Linked DNA regions of Homo sapiens: regions 1 and 3 are each linked to region 2. The links are chromatin contacts, found by Hi-C or POLR2A ChIA-PET in ENCODE. All regions are on one chromosome and are shown on one strand. Each heading gives the region's core, a stretch centred on a gene start or an enhancer-like site at or near the end of the contact. The rest is flanking DNA. Distances are from core to core; before and after follow the strand shown. Region 1 overlaps PHLPP1 (PH domain and leucine rich repeat protein phosphatase 1). Region 2 overlaps PHLPP1 (PH domain and leucine rich repeat protein phosphatase 1). Region 3 overlaps PHLPP1 (PH domain and leucine rich repeat protein phosphatase 1).

Evidence for each region. Hi-C counts contacts between places; a loop is a spot of excess contacts on that map. ChIA-PET counts read pairs that join two places held with the same protein, here RNA polymerase II (POLR2A). Pooled maps may share reads with other maps.
Region 1: a map of aorta shows a loop between it and region 2 (2.5-fold over the local background). The contact joins two enhancer-like sites. A Hi-C loop is called at or near these places in 3 of 168 maps with a recorded cell type or tissue (aorta, ascending aorta and heart left ventricle), 1 of 37 single-sample maps with no recorded cell type and 7 of 50 pooled maps. POLR2A ChIA-PET finds 5 or more read pairs at or near these places in 5 of 52 experiments (H1, WTC11, activated T-cell and 1 more).
Region 3: a loop to region 2 is called in a map of naive thymus-derived CD4-positive, alpha-beta T cell, with 2.1 times the contacts of the local background. The contact joins two enhancer-like sites. A Hi-C loop is called at or near these places in 2 of 168 maps with a recorded cell type or tissue (IMR-90 and naive thymus-derived CD4-positive, alpha-beta T cell) and 5 of 50 pooled maps. POLR2A ChIA-PET finds 5 or more read pairs at or near these places in 7 of 52 experiments (Caco-2, MCF 10A, PC-9 and 4 more).

Annotation. Positions count from the first base shown.
Region 1 is chr18:62,938,287-62,942,020 of GRCh38, forward strand. It overlaps PHLPP1 (PH domain and leucine rich repeat protein phosphatase 1), which reads left to right. Exons shown (of 17, transcript NM_194449.4): 11 at 3,432-3,632. Among named protein-coding and RNA genes, the nearest start is that of PHLPP1, 220 kb to the left of the region's middle. RefSeq lists an enhancer at 3,701-3,734. Within about 2 kb of position 1,290, at least 2 of the 41 ENCODE cell types and tissues checked have a DNase peak (open chromatin) inside an H3K27ac peak, as active enhancers do.
Region 2 is chr18:62,868,026-62,871,606 of GRCh38, forward strand. All of the region lies in intron 4 of PHLPP1 (PH domain and leucine rich repeat protein phosphatase 1), which reads left to right. Among named protein-coding and RNA genes, the nearest start is that of PHLPP1, 150 kb to the left of the region's middle. Within about 2 kb of position 1,791, at least 5 of the 41 ENCODE cell types and tissues checked have a DNase peak (open chromatin) inside an H3K27ac peak, as active enhancers do.
Region 3 is chr18:62,782,621-62,786,640 of GRCh38, forward strand. The region is part of intron 1 of PHLPP1 (PH domain and leucine rich repeat protein phosphatase 1); the gene reads left to right. Among named protein-coding and RNA genes, the nearest start is that of PHLPP1, 69 kb to the left of the region's middle. Within about 2 kb of position 2,576, at least 7 of the 41 ENCODE cell types and tissues checked have a DNase peak (open chromatin) inside an H3K27ac peak, as active enhancers do.

The sequences.
Region 1 (3,734 bases), core at 40-2,539, 70 kb after region 2:
ATTCAGCTTTTTTGCAAGGTTGAAAGCAGAGAGTGGGGTTCTGGAGCCTATTTATTTACTAAAATTGTTAACCATCCTGGAGAAACTTTGCAAAACTAAAGTATTTGTTCGTTCTGGTGGAAGGATGAAATGTAGACTATTAAACCAATTTAAATTGTCTCCTGCTGAAACATTGTGAGGTTTTAGGAAGAATGGCTTAAGTGAATGGGTATTGAATTTAATTTTCCTGATACTATGATAATAAAAAATATTTTTAGTCCAATTGTTTGCTCTTTGACTATTAACCAGCAAGGTGATTAAGTCAGACTTTATGCAGTTCAGATGATGTCCTTTGGAACCACTTCATGTGGTTTCAACTAACTAGTTTCATTTCTTGGAGGTGGATGATGCTGGCAGTTTCCCCCTTAATTTTGCATAAAAGGTATATAGTTCCTTAATTACAGACAACTTTCAAAAAGATGAGAGGATAAATCTTTGAGGAAATCACTTTCTTCCCTTTATTCAGATGCCATGAGGGGTTTTTTAAGTTGCTTGGCAGCTTTCTAGATGAGCATTCACTTGTCTGTTTTTAAAACATTCCCTCTTTTTCTGGCCTAAAAAATATGCAAACATGAATTCACTTTGTTTTATCGCATGTGTTTGTGTGTGTATAACTACATATTTCCTAGAGAATTCTATTTTTGTCTTTTTTCTTTCTTTCTTTCTTTCTTTTTTTTTTTTTGAGCCGGAGTTTCGCTCTTGTTGCCCAGGTTAGAGCACAATGGTGCAGTCTTGGCTCATTGCAACCTCTGCCTCCCGGGTTCAAGTGATTCTGCTGCCTCACCCTCTCGAGTAGCTGGGATTACAGGTGCCTGCCACCACACCCAGCTAATATTTGTATTTTTAGTAGAGGAGGGGGGTTTCACCATGTTGGCCAGGCTGGTCTCGAACTCCTGACCTCAGGTGATCCACCCGCCTCAGCCACCCAAAGTGCTGGGATTACAGGTGTGAGCCACTGCGCCCAGCTGAGAATTCTATTTTAATGAAATTATTTTATATAGTTTCCCAGCCAACACTAGTCCATGATATTTTAGGGCAATAAAATTTATTTCTTACATTGTAATTTATTCTAATGCTACACTAAAGAAATTCTTAACAGGAAATAAGGTGGTCTAAATGGGATCTAAAGAAACAGACTCATAAAAATACTCTAAACAGCGATGGTAAACAACTATGTTGCTGAAACTTGTTTCCTTCCTACTTCAAAACCATTTCAGAAACTGCAGGAGTGACCTTTATTTCCTTCTCTGTAGCACACACGACTATAATTTCCCGTGACTATTTATGGTCTGGATAGCCGTTCTCTAACTTCCTTTTTTTTTTTTTTAATGTCAACGGAATACGTGTTTCTTTAATGGAAAATGTTCTATTTTGGGGAAGCTGCTTTTCCTCAGATAAGTAATGGAGTTGGTGCTTGTGTGTTGAAGGGGTTGTACAAGATTGAAGAGTTTTAAATTAGTGGACTGAGAGCTTGAAGTGACAGTCCTGGTGAGGACTCCTAGTAGCCTTTTTTTTTCTCTCCAAGATTAAAAATAACTGCCTGGTATTCTGTATTCTTTTTAAGGATGATTTTATTCTTTTTTTTTTTAACAGATGGCAGAATAGTCCTGAATTGAATGGTGAAAGTTTCAAACCAAAGTGATTGAAATGAGGGAATAGTGTGGTTCATCAACAGGGTTGATCTGGGGGCCAGGGGGAGGCATGGGAGATTTCACCCTTCTAACTCTTGTAGGCAAGTGCTATGTACTGAGCACTGTCTCTTTCCCACCTGCTGCAGCTGCACAGTTGGACATTCGTCATGAATCAGGAGGGTCATCTCTGACTCTTGAGGGTGACACAGTCCGTCCCTTTGGAGTGATTTGGAACCTGATCACAGCAAGGATTTGTTGCCATTCCCCAGCTTTGCAATGTGCATTTAACTACATTTCACAATCACCGTGGAGGATTTTTTTTTTTTTGGGCAATTTTACTTATCTTAGTTATAAAACCATTCTTTATATTTTATCCACGTTTCTTTTTCTTTCTTTTCTTTTTTTTTTTTTTTTTTTTTTTTTTTTGAGATGGAATCTCGCTCTGTCGCCCAGGCTGGAGTACAGTGGTGCGATCTCCGCTCACTGCAAGCTCTGCCTCCTGGGTTCACGCCATTCTCCTGCCTCAGCCTCCCGAGTAGCTGGGACTGCAGGCGCCCGCCACCACACCCGGCTAATTTTTTGTATGTTTAGTAGAAACAGGGTTTCACCATGTTAGCCAGGATGGTCTCGATCTCCTGACCTTGTGATCCGCCTGCCTCGGCCTCCCAAAGTGCTGGGATTACAGGCGTGAGCCACCACGCCTGGCCTTTATCCTCTTTTCACTCTAGCATCTGAAAAGTGTGGCAGCAATATATTATCTTGTTTGTTTGTTTTAATGTAAAATTTATTTAAGTACAATATAAATACAGAAAAGAGGCCAGATCATAAGTGTAGCCCTTGATGCTTCGTCTCAAAGTGAGCACACTTGTGTAACCAGCACCTGGACTAAGAAACAGAACATTACAATATTTGAAACGTTACACGCCGTCTCCTGGATACTGCCTCCTTTCCCTCCCCACCTAAGAGTTACTGCCATCCTGACTTCTGTTACTACAGAGTAATTTTGCCTGACTTTGAACTTTATATAGTTATGGGATCATGCAGTGGGTCTCCTCTTGTATCTGGCTTCTTCTGGTCATTATGTGTTTGTGAGATTCATCCTGTTGATACATGTTGTTTTAGTTCTTTATTCTCATTGCTACATCATATTATGTTGTTTTAATAGAGAGCAAATTATCTCCTGCACTTGTGAAAGCCAGTAAAATGTGCTTTGGACTTTATACTGAAGAGGACTCAAGTCACTATGTGATTTAGTTGCATTGTGATCTAATACCTGTTTTATTACTATAAGAACCATTTATTTATTATTTATTTATTCACCTAATTTTTATAGAGGCAGGATCTTGCTTTGTTGCCCAGGCTGGTCTCAAACTCCTGGCATCCTCCTGCTTTAGCAAAAACTTTTGATTACAAAATAGGAAACTGTTTTTCTCTTCCTTAAGTCAGAATATTAACTTTACCATATCACTTTCTCTTCCACTCCCCGCCAACTATAAAAATAATTGCTTCCCCTTACCTTTGTGCTTCCATAAAAATTGGTTGTATCTCTGTGTTTAATACATATAGATAGCTATTGTGGTCATGATAGTTAGTGAATCACAGATACAAATACTTGCTAATTGAACTCCTTGAAGCCAGGGCTTGTCTTTTCAATTCATGTTTCTGATCCCAGCTTCTAATATGCCTGGTATCAAAGCTTTTAGGTTTCTTGAGGGTTTTTGTGACTTTTCAATGGCATTTTGTTGCGTTTTGTCATTGTAGCCTGAGATTCCTGAACGCCTCTGCGAACAAACTGGAAAGCCTTCCTCCAGCCACGCTTTCCGAAGAGACAAACAGTATCTTACAAGAGTTGTATTTGACAAATAACAGCCTCACAGACAAATGTGTGCCCTTGTTAACGGGACACCCCCATTTGAAGATCCTTCACATGGCCTATAACCGACTTCAGAGTTTTCCAGCAAGGTAAAGGACAGTTGTAAAGCTGCGTTCTGAATTGCATTTCTCAAAGTGTATTCATAGAAAGGTGAAGGCTGAAATATTTATTTCCCAGGTGATGTCAAGTTT
Region 2 (3,581 bases), core at 541-3,040:
GGTCTCGATCTTCTGACCTTGTGATCCTCCCGCGTCAGCCTCCCAAAGTGCTGGGATTACAAGCGTGAGCCACTGTGCCCGGCCATATGTGGATTTTTATTTAACTTCCCTGTTTTCAGAACAGTGTTTTCTGTTATGCTTGATAACTTTTTTCTTTTCAATTTATGAGAGATATTTTGACACTTAAGTAATTACAAAGAATTAAACAATACTACAGATTATACCGTCATCCTTTGACAATCATGTCTTATTCATTTTAACTTCCATAAGCCAGTTTCTATAGCATTGCATGTGTACCAAATCAATAAGGGATAACTTCAGACTATTTTAGATGAAAATTGTATCTTGCCTGTAACTTTGGGAGGCTAAGGTGGGTGGATGATTTGAGGTCATGTTGGCCAGCCTGGCCAACATGGTGAAACCCGTCTCTACTAAAAATACAAAAAAATAGCTAGGCGTCATGGCGCACACCTATAATCCCAGCTCCTCAGGAGGCTAAGGCAAGAGAATCGCTTGAACCTGGGAGGCAGAGGTTGCAGTGAGCTGAAATGGCGCCACTGCACTCCAGCCTGAGTGACTGAGCGAGACTCTGTCTCAAAAAAAAAAAAAAAAAAAGTTGTATCTTAAAATTGTATATGTAAACATTAACATTAAATGTACAAATTTAGTTAATACTTTGTTTTCAGTGACATTTATTTTCTCTAATTTCCCAAACCTATCATTGATCAGAAAAATAATTGCAAAGAACACATGTCTGATAAGACAGTATTACTGAGCCATGTGGTATGAAAGGAGATAAAGGAGTCTTTGATGCTACCCAGATGGACTTCTGGAATTATCTTTTTAGAGATCATATGTTCAATAATCAGCATCTCAGAAAATGAGTATATTACACTGAGACTGAAATATTTTGAATATAAAAGTAAACCAAGTCACTGGACATGAGCCATCTTTCAGCTGTTGTTTAAAATCTCAAGATGAAGAAGAATCATTGAGAATACTCAAGCTGTATGTATAACTAAATAAGAAATTAACTCAGTGGTTTTCATTCTCTTATTGCTCTATAGTTTGACAAACTATTCTCTCTTTTCCAAATTACCTCCCTGATGCTTTGACAGACTATTCTCTTTCTTCCAAATTACCTCCCTGGGTCAAATGAAGGGCCGAAGAAAGCAGTTTCCCTGTTTGTCATGCTGTGATGTAGTATGCCTGATGTCTTTGAATCAGGGACTCTGGTTCGTTTTCTTCCAGGGAATAAACTGTCCTCTGCTGGAATTGGGGAGAGGATCTGGGGTCTTACTCCTCCTTCTGTAACCTTTTGAAAATTTGTAGAAGTATAAAAAAACATAGAAAAGGCAGATATGAGTGTATAACTTGATGGATTTCCACAAAGTGAACACATCCATGTAACCAGTACACATATGAGGAAGAGAATATTGCCAGCACTCCAGAAGCTGTCCTTGTACCCTTCTCTTTATTACCCTAAACATCATCACTATCCTGACTTAGAACATCATGAAGTAGTTTCACTTGTCTTTGTACTTGATCTAAATGGAGCACACAATATGTGTTTGAGTCCAGCTTCTTTCACTGACTTTTCTTTTAAAAAAGCAAAACAAAGCATACCAAGTGACATATTATCAGCTTGTACTTTGTACTGTGTAATATAAGGCAGTGATTTTGATTTGTTTAAGGTAGAGAATTTTAAAATTTTACACTGCAATAAAAGATTTCTGTTTTGTTCTTTCTGTTGCTTTAAGCATGGGGAAGATAGGCCTAGGGGACTTCCTATGTGGTATCGGAGTAACTGGTGAAGCTGCTGTTTTGCTGCTCTTTGTAAAAAACTAGGCTTTATACCAGTTTCTCTTTCTTTTTATTTTAAGACGGGCTCTTGCTCTGTCGCCCAGGCTGGAGTGCAGTGGCACGATCTCGCCTCGGCTTACTGCAACCTCTGCCTCCCAGGTTCAAGCGATTCTTCTGCCTCAGCCTCCCGAATGGATGGGACTACAGGTGCGCGCCAACACGCCTGGCTAATTTTTGTATTTTTAGTAGAGACGGAGGGGGGTCTCACCATATTGGCCAGGCTGGTCTCGAACTCCTGACCTTGTGATCTGCCAGCCTCGGTCTCCCACAATGCTGGAATTACAGGTGTGAGCCACTGTGCCCGGCCACCAGTTTCTCTTTCATTACACACTACTATGAGGTGTTTGTCTCCCACTTCCATTGTCCAAGAAAAATTTTTATTGCTAAGATTCCAGAGTAATAAGTTGATAAGTACACACATGCATATATACCCCCCTCTTATATACATATATTTAATACCAGGAATTAAATGTATAATGTGTATTTAAGAAAGTCATGTTAGTACTGCAGAAAGCATTAACGTGGTTTTTAAATGTCCAGTCACTTAGTGTGGTGGCTTCGAAATATGCCATATATTTAGTTGCTTATTTTTATTTGTGTGTTTAGGAATTTGTGGTAATCTCTAATGTATGTTTCACAGGGAACATTTTAGATGCCAAAGGGTAATTTATTTTTACGTTTTTACCTAAGTTTCAAGGAATTAAGTTTTAGGTTACAATGTTAGGACAAATAACCAGGGAGAAACTTAAAGTACAATATAATTATAACAGGTAGGAGTTCAGAGACATTTTATCTTAAGCACATATCCCCTTAATTTTTCTTTCTACTACAAATTTTTACCTTTAACAAATGAGCTATTTTCACAGAACATTTAAATTGGTATTTGCACCAACATTCTAAATCTGGAAAGATGGCATGCTGATGTACACACACAGGTCAGCAGTTTCAGAGGGAAAACATTGTTCTTGGAACTAGTGCTGTTTGTTTTTCCTTTATTGGCATTGGAACTCTTCAAGTTAGTTTTCAAAATATAGAGGAGAGGCAAACATCAGGGTAATTTTTGGTGGTGTTGATGGTTTCTTTCCTTATTATATGTGTCACTAATAACTATAATACATTGTTTATCTCTTTTATTAATAGTGCTTCATTTATGTTAACTATATCTCTAGATGACTCAGATAGTCTTAATACTAAGATTATTGTTATTTGCAATAGAGAATGATTTTTCATAAAATATGGTAAGTTTCTTTGTAGAGTCAGTGAAGAAGACAACTTTTTGCTGATTTAAATTTAAGGAATATATTTTTTCCCCCATGTCTTAATTTTATGTTTTTAATATGATAGCAAAGCTGTATGAACTTATTCACACTAAATTATAATGGTGTTTGAACATTTTACTGCCCTGGTAAATTCAAATTTAGCTCTGTTTATTTTTGTTTTTGTTTTTGTTTTTTTTGAGATGGAATTTCACTCTTGTCACCCAGGCTGGAGTGCAGTGGTGCAATCTCGGCTCACTGCAACCTCTGCCTCCTGGGTTCAAGCAATTCTCCTGCCTCAGCCTCCCAAGTAACTGGGATTACAGGCGTGCACCACCACACCCGGGCTAATTTTTGTATTATTGTAGAGACGGAGTTTCACCATGTCGGCCAGTCTGGTCACCAACTCCTGACCTCAGGTGATCTGACTGCCTCGGCCTCCGAAAGTGCTGGGATTACAGG
Region 3 (4,020 bases), core at 1,326-3,825, 85 kb before region 2:
AATTCACAAATGAAGGAATTTACAGCAATAATTTCAATAATATGTGATTTTATCCTATTCACTGACTTTAATATCTATCCCTAGGTAAGATAGGGATAAATCTCCTATCCTATAAATTCTTACCTGTAAATTATTTGAGGGAAGGAGAAATAACAAGGGGTAGTGACTCTTGGCGGTGTTAAAGATGGCATAGCAAAAGGCAGTGCAGTGGTAATTTTTGACAGATTAAGATCAGATGTTTTCGGGGCAAAGCGCTATTTGTTTTTTGACTTCCAGTGGTCTGTTTTTTGACATCTGTTTGTGCTGTAGTAAAATTAATTTATTTACTTTTATAATGTTTTAAACACTTAGCCATAGTTTGGGTTGCTTCCAGCTCTCATAAGTAAATCACTTTGATGAGAGTTTATGAGAATCTTTAAATAATTTAGGGACCAATAAAATACTGTTCTTGCCAGAAGATAGAAATGATACCCATCAATGGTACTCATGCTAAAACTTAGTGAGTTAAAAGTATTTGTTTTCAGAGTTTTAAAAAAAAAAAAAAAAGATGAGTCACGTATAGTTACTAGGTCTTGATTCTGCTCCCCACAAGCCTTTCTTTTTTTTTTCTTTTTTTTTTTTTTTTGAGACAGAGTCTTGTTCTGTTGCCCAGGCTGGAGCACAGTGGCGTGATCTTGGCTCACTGCAAGCTCTGCCTCCTGGGTTCACGCCATTCACCTGCCTCAGCCTCCTGAGTAGCTGGGACTACAGGTGCCCGCCACCATGTCTAGCTAACTTTTTTGTATTTTCAGTAGAGACGGGGTTTCACCATGTTAGCCAGGATGGTGCCGATCTCCTGACCTCGTGATCTGCCCGCCTTGGCCTCCCAAAGTGCTGGGATTACAGGCGTGAGCCACCACACCCAGCCCACAAGCCTTTCAATAAATGCTATATTGTAATGGTTATTGTAACAAGAAGCTATTGTGCAGCACTCATGAAATGAGTATCTTTTCTGATCCATGAATAGCACTATTAAGGGGACACCTGAAGCCTTGAAGAAAAGCTTTTCTTTTGCCCTTTTTTCTTGATGCATTTTTTTTTTTTCTCTTAGAATAGCTACCAGTTTATGTTTGGAATACAGCCTAATAACTTGTGCCTTAACCTAATTAAATCATGTTTCTTATGGGGTGAAATGATTGACTGTAGGCACAACAGTCCACATAATGGAAGTAAAAAAGCAATACGGAATTTATAGTTGACTTTTAGAGAACTTATACTTCTCACAATTTTGGTCTGGTCTCTCATTCAAGAAAGGGCCTGAGAATGAGAAGAAAGATGGCCACAGCAAGAAAGGGCCTAGTGTCTGCCACCTGGCTAGGCAGAGCTGAAGCTGCTGGCTACAGCTCAGAGCACTTGTAACTCCAGACCCAGGCTCATGGCCTCCAAGGTTGTGCATTTTTAAGATTCAAGACGATGGGGAGTATTTTGAAGTTATTCTCATTCTCTGATTGTACTTTCCTCCTCCTAGACTTCACATGGGGCAGACAGTGGGGTATGTCTAAAGCAGTGGTTCTCATGAGCATTTGGCAACATCTGGAGACTTTTTCATTGTCACAAATAGAGGGATTACTTTGACATTTGTCATTGGACAGTGAAACATCCTACAATACACAGGATAGCCTCTCAGGAAAGAATTATCTGGCCCCAAATGTCAATAGTGAGAGTAAAAGAGGAATGTAAAGTTTCTACTATAATAGTTTCATCCCAAAGGCTAATAGAAAGAAAGCAGGGACAGAATTCTTATTTTAGGCTTGAGGAGGGTAATAGAAGTTGGTGTACTATAACTCATGGTAGGTTTTGTAGCCATACCCATAAGCTGTCATCTTCAGAAGGAAGAGAAGTTTAAGGGCTAAGTTTGTTCCAGTGAAGGCCAACTTGCAGTTAAGTGAGTGGTGCAAAATCAGAAACTGCTAAAGCCACACATTTGTCTGTGTGCTGAAGAAATGGGAGAATTATCACTAATAAAACCTCATGTTGTTTGCAGATATATAACCTGCTTCAGTACGTGTTAACGTTTTGGACTATTTGGTCATTTCATTTAGTCCTAATTGAACTTTTTGAGAGTGAATTGGAACAGAGCACAAGCTAGTTTCACTGACACTTAAATCAACAGAAGATTATGGGGATCCTTTTTTGAATTCAGTAATTGTGGTTTCCTTTTTGACGTAGTTGCCGTAATTGAGAAATTGAAGCATGGTCTGTTCAGGGCAAAATGAGTCATAAAATCAGAAGATATATAGATATTTGTGGAAAAAAAGATTAATATAGCATAAATGCTAGAGGAGGGGAGAATAATTTGAAAAACTCCTTATTTATAACGAAGGCAATTAAATCATAGCTCCAAAATTAGGTTGTTATAAAACATAGAAAACCAGATAATTGGTATGTTTTTCTGTTTGACTCTCAATTTTAAAGGACTGTAATTGATGTATTGTTTATATTGTTCACTAAATACAGTGTTTGGCTGATAGGGAGGGAATAGAGAATGCATGTGATCACTCAGAGATATTCAGTGCTTCTCCCCCAAAACAATTATAGTGCCGTGGCTGCCAACAGTGATGTCACAGTCAGTAGATAAAGAGCCATTTAAGACTCTCTGTATCATCCTCAGAAGGACAGGGAGAATTTATGTAACATCTGAAGCAGTGTTAAGATTCCTGCTGTGTTCATCATTCAGGAAAGGAGAGAGTACTGTTTATAGAGGGAGAAGCGGTTGCTCTGTTTGTTAGAGCAAAAACAAATTCAAAGCAGTACCTTGGGACTGAAATAGAGAAATAAGGCTGGTTTCTCTACCTTTGTGCTGTGGCTATTAGAGATGGTGTTGGGCAAGATTGATCTACCTAGATTGTAAATTTTAGTACTGTTTATAGATTAGTAACATCCTTCTGGGGAGAAGAAAATGGCATTAATATAGACTTAAATTGTTTGTGGAAAAAAAGTTTCCTTACAGGCAAGAAAAGCGTAACATGAAAGTAGTTTTCCTAATGCCAAAGGCTTTCTCCGCTGCCCACTGTGCTGTTTTGCCAAAATTTTGGCATTGTTCTTTTCTCGGGTCATTACCGTTCATGCTGGATTTGGGGCCTAAGTAAAAAAGGAATATGCTGTCGGTTTAATTTTGGAGGTGAGGAAACCATGCCATCGTTTGGTATGGCAGGAGTGGGCCATGCAGGGGGAAGAGTGGTAAGCTGAACTGAATTGTATTTGAATATTTTCAGTCCATAGCCAAGTGCCTGACCTGCAACAAGTGCTTAATCAATAACTGTAATAATCATAGGTAGATACACATAGGGAGATGACTACTTCCTAAATATATCTCTTATCACCCTCTTTGACTTTCTATCCCTGCCTTAACTCAAGATTGTCATTAATTTCTTGTAGTCAGTTTAACCAGTGATAGCCTCTAGTGTGGTCCCTCAGTTTCTAGTCCCTTCTGCACACTGATGCCAGAGCATCTTCCTAAAAGAGAGACATTACATTTCTTAATATAGGCGTCTGTGGCTAATGCTCACAGGTAAAAGTCAGTTTTTAAAGTGTTCCTTGCAGTGTAAGGAGTAATAGGCATTTTAAAAGATAAACATCTTTATTCTATGTCTACAAGCCCTCTCCAGCAGACGGATGAGTCTGATGCTTCCCATATCTTGAACTTTATGAATGGAACCATCAAGTTGGTTATCATTTATTATTATCACCATCTTGTTGTAGTATCACCATTTTGTTGTTGTTATTGTTGTTTTGTTTTGTGATCCTTAACTATCATTATTACTTTTGGTTGAGAGTTAAGTCCATGGAATCAGACTGTCTTGGCTGTTTTATTTCCTAGCTCTGTGACCTTGGGTAAGTTACTAATCTCGCTGCCTTATTTTCAAAGTTACTGTTCCCATTGTCTTTGCTTTTTGCAACAAACTTTTCATTTAAACATCTGATTTTCTTGATCAATATTAAGGAGAAAAAGTCATCTGCAATTTAAGAATGCTGTTTACA